2 separate regions of the Mus musculus genome follow, and region 2 is linked to region 1. The links are chromatin contacts, found by Hi-C or POLR2A ChIA-PET in ENCODE. All regions are on one chromosome and are shown on one strand. Each heading gives the region's core, a stretch centred on a gene start or an enhancer-like site at or near the end of the contact. The rest is flanking DNA. Distances are from core to core; before and after follow the strand shown.

The links. A loop is a pair of places that touch in the nucleus more often than their neighbours do. ChIA-PET counts read pairs that join two places held with the same protein, here RNA polymerase II (POLR2A).
Region 2: a loop to region 1 is called in a map of gastrocnemius, with 2.2 times the contacts of the local background. The contact joins the enhancer-like site here to the promoter of Chd7 in region 1. A Hi-C loop is called at or near these places in 1 of 37 maps with a recorded cell type or tissue (gastrocnemius). POLR2A ChIA-PET finds 5 or more read pairs at or near these places in 1 of 5 experiments (embryonic stem cell).

What each region holds. Positions count from the first base shown.
Region 1 is chr4:8,688,478-8,692,415 of GRCm38, reverse strand. Chd7 (chromodomain helicase DNA binding protein 7) reads right to left here and starts at 2,010. Exons shown (of 38, transcript NM_001277149.1): 1 at 1,641-2,010.
Region 2 is chr4:8,952,572-8,956,509 of GRCm38, reverse strand. No RefSeq gene overlaps it. Among named protein-coding and RNA genes, the nearest start is that of Gm46842, 44 kb to the right of the region's middle. Within about 2 kb of position 1,934, at least 1 of the 3 ENCODE cell types and tissues checked has a DNase peak (open chromatin) inside an H3K27ac peak, as active enhancers do.

The sequences.
Region 1 (3,938 bases), core at 761-3,260:
AAGTGGAGAACTGGATAGTGTATCTAATTCTAGCAATTCAAAGGAAACTCTCCATGTGGGTTGCTACTTTTCTTTTGTCCATTGTCTGTTCAGAAGAGGGAAGAAGAAGGGGGAAAAAAAAAAAACTAGTTTAAAACCCAGGCGTGAACAGTCTCTAAAAGTGACCTCCAGGGAGAACCGCGCTGCCGGGCCGGAGCTCCTCCCGGGCCGCCGGCTCCACGGGGGCGCTCACAAAGCGGGCTACCGGGCCAGAGTTTGGGGTGCGCTCCCACGGCGCAAGGCTCCTCGAGGCAGAGCCATCCGGAGAAAGGCGACTCGGGAATGATGGCTGCTCGGGGCCAGCGGCTCCTTCCCCGGAGCCTCCTGACCAGTCCCCCGCCAACCGGCCGCCCCCTCCCCGTGCCACTCAACCCGCGCCGCCTCGCCCACCCCGCACCGCGCCCCGCCGCGCCCCGCCCGCGCCCCCAGCGAGCCCTGTCCCCGGTGCGAAGCAAACAAACAACGCGTTCCCCGCCACCCTCCTTCCTCTCTCGCTGACCGCTCGGCCTCCAGCCACCTCGGCCGCTCGCGCCCCGAGCCGGCTCTCCGCGGGGCCACCGCGTAACCCCGGCGCTCCGGGGCCACCTGGCGACCCCCGCCCCCGCCCGGACCCCCGACAGGCTGGGGGGAGGGGAGCGGGGACGCGAGTTGGGATCGCGGATTAAAGTCGCTATTATGCCGCCGCTGGCGGCCCGGCCAGCTCGGCAAGGTGGGGTCCCCCGGTCGCCCGCCCGCACTCGCCCCAGCCCGGCTCCCTTTCTTCTCGTCCTCGCGCACTTGGGAGCTGCCGGGGAGCCCCAGGAACCCCTAGCTGCGGGCTCGGAACTCTGCGACCGCCGCCGCCACCGGCTGGGCTCGGGACGCCCCCCGCGCCGCGTGTTCGCGCCACCCCCGCCCCCGCCCCACGCGGCGCCCCGCGCACTTTCCCTGCCGCCGACCCACCTCGCCCGTGGCCGTCCCCGCACGGGCTAGCGCCGCCGCGCCCGCAGGGACGCACTTTGTTCGCGCCGGTGCGGCCGCCGCTCCCGGCGAGCGCGGCGTGGTCGGGCCGGAGCGGGGGGCGGGGGCGAGGCGGGGGGCGCCGCCGTCCCCGAGCCCCGCGCTCAGCGCCCCGCGCCCGCGCGCCCGCCGCCGCTCGCGCCGGAGTTGGAACCCAACTTTTTCCTCCTTCCCTTTTCTCTCGAACGCAGCCGGCAACTCGTGCTCGGTGCCGGCGGGAGGAAACGCGCTCGCGCTCCCCAGAGCGCAGACACGCTCCCTCCTGTCCCCGTCCCCCCCGACGCCGGCAGCACAACAAAAAGCCATTTACATGCGAGGAAGTGACCCTCGGCCGCCCCGCGCGCCCCCGCCGCCGCCGGCCCCGCGGACGCAGGCAAAAGTTGGGGCGCGGGGCGGCGCTCGGGCCGCGGGTTCGGGCCCCGGCGGCAGCAACGCAGGCGACCGGGCGGGCGGCGCTACGCTCCTGCCGACCGCGGCCCCCGCGCACCTCTCCCCGCGCCCCGCACACGCCCAACTCCCCTCTCGCAACTCCGCGCGGCCGCGGCCCGGCACGGTTTCCTGCCGCCGCCCCTCCCGGGGGCGCCGGGGAAGTCTGCGCTCACCGGCTCGCTCCTTCGCTCGGGCTAGTCAGCCGCCGCGCGCCGTGGGGAACAAAACGCAGAGCGGCTCCGGAGTTGGCTCGGCGGCCGCGGCCGGGGGCTGATCCACGGACGCGGAGTTGGCCGCGCGCGGACGGGGCTCTGGCGAGTTGCGGGGTCTCCGGGTCCCCGGGCCGCCTCCTCCGCGGCGCTCCTTTGTGTAATTCCACTCGATTCAAGTTTAATCCGATAGTTCCCGAGCACGAGCGCGTCCGCACCACCACGGCTCAACCCCCGCGCCGCCGCCGCCACCGCTGCCGCCGCCGCCGCCGCCGCCGCCGCGGCCCCAGCACGCCAGCGCCTGCGCGCGCCCTGCACGCCGCGCGCACGAGCCTCCCGGGCCGCGCGCGCCCGCGGCCGGCTCTCTCCGCGGCGCGCCCGCGCCCGCGCGCCGCCACCTGACGTCAGGCGCGCCTGGCATAATTTATGCAAGAATTCGGCCGGGGTGGCGGAGGCCGCGGAGAGGCCGAGAGAAGGGGGCGGCGCGGCGCGGGCGGCCGCCCCTTCCCGTCCCGCCGGGCGCCGGCGCAGCGGGCGGGTGTCGGTCCCGGTGCGCGGCCGCCGCAGCCTCTCGGGCCGCCTGCTGCCAGCGCTCTCGCGCGGGTGCAGAGGGTGCCACGTTTCCGCGCAGCACCTTCCCGGAGCCGCGGTGCGCCGCCCTGGGGCAGGAAGCGGAGGCCCGGAGCCCGTAGTGACCCCCCGCCACCGCGAGGGGTGGCCAGCCCGGTGCGGACCGAGGAGGCTAGGGGTGTTTGGGTGTCTCTTCTGTAATTATCCTTCAACTTGAGATGATTTTCCCACACGAAATACCTAGGATGGACGCCTTTCCTTTCAAATAGATCCATCCCTGCCTCACCACTTGGCTTTAACTGACGTCCTCGGTGATAGGACAGCGGGATCTGCCACTAAATCAAAAAGTTTTAACTAGAGAGCATTGATTTTAGTTGAATTTGTTAGCATGCCAAAAAACGAAGGGATAGCGCAATGGTTATGAAACAAAGAAATAGGATGTGTGCCCATTTTTAAACGTGTCAGAACTGGAGTGTTTTCATCATTCCTTCGCCAATGTGGCACTAAATATCATCTTCCAGCTTTGAATAGCCGACCTTCTTGCCCATTTCTCTTTCCGGTACAAGATGAATATTAACCTTGAAGACATTTTTTAAATTAGTTTCCCTCTTGTGTAATAGATATTTAAACATTTACTAAGCATCTTTTGTGTGTGAAACACGGAGCAGATTTATAAACGGTCAACAATTGTAAACTCCAGTATGGTTTTATTAGGCTAAAGACTGCACTCACTTATAAATAAGGAAGGAGGTTATACAGCCAGCTATGACAGCTGTGTAAGTGCTATTGAACTCAAAAATCGTAGAGAAAAGGCAAAGCATGCTAATCTGGCCCACTGATGGTTGTACTACTACTGAGCTTAGAATCACACAGTTTTATATGGACAAATGACTTGCCAAAACTGCTTCATTTATACTGCAGCTTAATCAGTTAGACATCTATCTCCTAATAGAAATAGTTTTACTCTTTTTTTTAAAAAATTTTTTTACAATTGTTGCTTATTTAAGTGCATTGATTCTGGTTTTCTTTCGCCATAAGTTGGATTTCTAAAAGAAACATAGTCATCAAATAGTTTACAGATAATCAGAAGAAAACATTAACACTACAGGGAAAAAAATGTGACATTGAAAATCTACTTTTTTATAGCTCCAGTATCATAAACCAAAAATCACAAATCTAATGTAAGTCTTCCACTTATAATAAGTTTATATCCCTCAAAGTAAAACTATCATAGATACTTGGGGGGGAATCTCACTTGTCAGACTCGCATCTATTTCAAGACAACTTACAAGCTAAATAATATGACCTCTACATTTAATGAAAGTATAACGTTTAGGCTCCAAGTGACTATGTGGAGGTCTCCTGTTGTGTCCTTGTGTATTTCACTAGGACGTTGGGACACTAACTTTTGTAATGTGCCAAAGATAAACACAGTCAGTGTGGGACATATCAGCCACATCTCCCCTCCCTGACTTAATATCCTCCTTATCCGGGAAGTCCGGGTTAGAAGTCCAGGCTTTCAGAGGTTCTGCTGGTGCAGAACTCCAAGGGCCTTGAAAACCCGAAGACCCTCAGGCGCAGACCTAGGCAGCTTTGTACCGGCTAAGCCTCAGCTCCCACCCACCCCCCACTACCCTAAGCCTGGAACACTCTTCTCTCCGTTTGCTTCTTTCTTGAAGTTTTCCCAAAGAG
Region 2 (3,938 bases), core at 685-3,184, 260 kb before region 1:
ATTGATATGTAAAGCACACATATTACACCATCTTGCCGGGACAGTGCCGCAGGAGGCTGAGGCACACAGGCCTGTAATTGTTTAAATATACAGTCTCCAGCTCTCCAGAGCTTGCTTACCTTGCTCTGAGAAACCATTTGCCAGAAGCAGAGGTGGCTCTGAACAGGCCGGGAGGAATTTGCTCATAAGGGCAGTGATCTGCCTTTGAGAAAACGTGCTTGGAGCCCAGATTTTAGAGAAACGTTTGGATATTCTCCACTGTTGCTCCAGGCCTGCTAACAAGAAAGAATGTGTCAAGCGCGTGTCCAGGGGTCCATAGCAAACATGGTGGTGGAAATAATGACCCTTGCTCTTTTGCCCATTAAAGTGACATCTTTGCCTCCCAAACCCTCCAGACTCTCAGAGAGATAGCACCCTAAAACTCACTTTCTAAACAAACACACACATACACACACACACACACACACACACACACACACACACACCAGGAGTGAAGGATTCCATATTGCCAATTGATCTCTACTTGTCAAGGGGATGACCGTGAGTTTATTAACATTTGCTCTTGAAAATGGCCTGCCTCGCTCCACCCTCACGAGTCCTTTTGGTATAAAGATCTTATCCAAATACACGATTGACCTCTGGGGCTATTTAACGTTTATGTTGTCTCTCTCTCTTACTCCCTGGCCTTGTTTTCTCATAGGTTTGCTCTTTCAAATGTACATAGCATGGATAACATAGGTCATCTGCCTGAAATGTAAATCATGGGCAAACTTTCAGCTGGGATGAGTGGCTGCGAATGTGACTTACAGTGGATACCTGCTCAGTATTCTTGAAGCCATGGTTTCAACCACAAGCACAGAAAAGGGGGCCTGGGGGAACGACATCACATTGTATGCTACAGATAGACACAGCATTTAATGGCTAGTTATGCCTCGATAAAGTTCAATTACTTTATGTGTTTGTTCGATTTTCTCCACCACACTAGGAATGGAAGCCAAGACCTTGAGCGAGCTAGCCAAATGCTCTGCTTCTGAGCCAAGTCCCCAACCCTAGAAAATAAAAATAACTGACATTTCAGTAGAAACTAGGGAAAGAATAAAGAGCTCTGGGTAACTCAAAGAGTTAAGCCATTATATGCACAAATAACAGAGGTCCTGTACAGAGGGGGGCGGGGGGAGAGAACAAGAGCTCCTTGGAAGGAGTCGACTGTAGGTCACACTGTCCTTTCCATTGTCAAGAGCTTGAAAGAGGCTAATAAACCCAGCAGCCTATAGCAAAGGTAATTTATTTTATATTCCCAGTCATCACATGCAATATTTTTGGAAGGGGAAAGCAAATATAATTCAAAAGGAATGATAAACAGTAAAACAATACCTAGTCATGTTTCTACCTTCCAGTTATGAGATCACATGCCTTTCACCTCCCTGCAAGGTGTTTTCTCCATCCTCTTTCTGGTGTCATCATCTTGGGGGTGACTAGCTAAGGACATGGGGTCAGCTTCACTAGCCTGTAGTCAGAGGCCCTTCTGAGGGATGAGAAGTGATGCACACCACCTGAGACAAGCAACTTGCAGGTGTGAGTGTCCACACAGGCACCTCTCAGCTCCACCCCACAGAGAACACACCCCTTGGCTGGGGGCTGCTCCAGGCTCAGGGACTGATTACAATGTACAGCCGAGTCCCTGAGCCCGTGAGTAGCCCGCCCAGCTTCTCCTGGGCTCCAGTGAGAGTCTAGCTGGCTACATTCCTGAGTCACACTTGCTCCATTTTAGGTGGGTGAGGTCACTGGTCTGCAGATGAGGGAACGGTGCAGCTCGTTCATGAGTTGGAAGAGATTACCATATGACCATTCAGTAAACAGACTGGAGTCCCCGGAGGGTTGCAGACAGCTGGGCTCTGCCTCTGGCTGTGAGCAGTGGGAGCCCTGGGACTCCAGAAGCCTGTCCATGCTTTAAGAGGAGCCAAATCTCTGCCTGAGCTCACGTCACACCAAGTCCCGAGTCAGCCAGCTCAGCAGGAAGGAGCTCCTCACAGGAGGAGGACTCGCTGCTCTGTGCAGGTTTGCAATGGACTCTGGGTAAACAAATACCAGCACTTAAAAGAAGGGCGCTCTAAGCCAACACAGCACCAGGCAGGCTGGCCTCATAGTTCTGTGCTGATAGCAGTGGGGCTGCTGGTCAGAAATGCAGCTTAGCCTTCTGCTATTCTTTAAGGTAGAACTGTGACAGGGAAACAAATCCATTTAACAATCAGCAGAAGGGGACCCTAATCAAATGTCTGTGAAACTACAGAATGCCCTCCGAGAGTGGGATCCATCCTGCTTCGGCCTGCCAGGGTCCCACCACCTTCATGATCAATTGGAACATCCTTTCCATGGTCAAGTCAGATTAGCTCCATTCTGCTTCTGCCTCAGGCTTCATCTTCCCTCCCTTCCTTTCTTCCTGAGAACTCTCATTTTTAAGCTATGAGGTAGGACTGTCATGGGACACACTGAGCTGCCTCTACACTGGCGGCATGATCACACAGTAGGTGACAACCAGCAAGGATTACAGAGGAAGTTAGTGTGTATCATGAATGGGAAGAAGCGAGGTACAAAGGCAGACAGCACAAGAAGGACACCCTTAGAATCTCCAGAAACGAAGAATAGAGGGTGAGAGTCATGGTGCTGGAGGCTCTGTGCAGGAGGCTGTCTCCAACAGCCTGTGAGGTAACTTCACAGTGAACCATTTTCACAGGTCAGCACAGAACCTCTTAGAAGTTAAATCGCTTGCCCAAAGATATGGTAAGAATCAAGACGACTGGAACCACACAAGGACCCCCAGCCTAGACGCTGTGTATCCCAGTCACAGTTAAACAGATGCCAAGGCACACAGCGCCTCGGGGCCACTGGGAGTTCTGCATCCTGCCAGCCACTGAAGTGGCTGTGGAGACAGAGACAGGGTAGGAAGAGTAGAAGGCGGGAAGGAACAACATACGCTACCACGATCTGCTGTAGGACTGGCATGACTTAGGTGACCAGGGAATGTGGAAATGACTGGCATACAAAAAAGGCTGGGGTTGTATGGGCCACGTGCTCCGATGGAGGAGCGCCAGCAGCAGCCTGGAAACACAAGTTTATTACACAGAGCTGAGGTCACGGAAATCCTGGAGGAGACTAGCTAGCAGCTCTCTGTAGGAGAGCAGTCTCAGGTTGCAGTCATCCCTGAGGAGGGAGCTCTGGGTGACAGTTTATGCACACAGTGTCAACTCCACACAAGAGGAAGGCCTTGCCATCCCTCTGAGAATGACCCAGGGAAGGCCTTGCCTGAGGCACTGAGAAATTGGCCATGGCTCTGCTCATGGCAATAATACACACTTACTTTGGACTTCATCTGCACCCCACAATGCATAATGGTACGTGAGTATGGATGAGTATCTATGTGTGAGACTTTGCAAATCTCGCTAAAGAATCTGAGCTTGCTTCAGGTCATGGGCAGTCATTTGCTTGCTATGGTTGAATGTGTCCCCCTCGGCCATGAGGGTAACTCAGTGGTGGAGGACTTCTCCAGCCTGTGTGAGGCTCTGACTTCACTCACCAGTACTACAGAAAAGTGAGCACTAGAGCTGGGTAGATAGCTCAGGTAATAAAAGTATTATTTATTGCACTGCACAAAGATGATCACCAGTTCCACCAAAGACCAGGCATGAGGAGCACACTTGCTGGGGGGTCAGGGCAGGAACCTCTATCAATATTGATGCATAAATATGAACATTGGGAACAGGGACTGCTCTCTGTCATTGTCACACACACACACACACACACACACACACACGATACTGTCAGAGACAACAAATGTTTAAGTTATCTTCATTACAATGGCCACTTCAAAATGCATACATATGTCCAAATATCATACATATGTCCAAATAGCAAGACATATTTTGGAGGGTAGTGAAAAA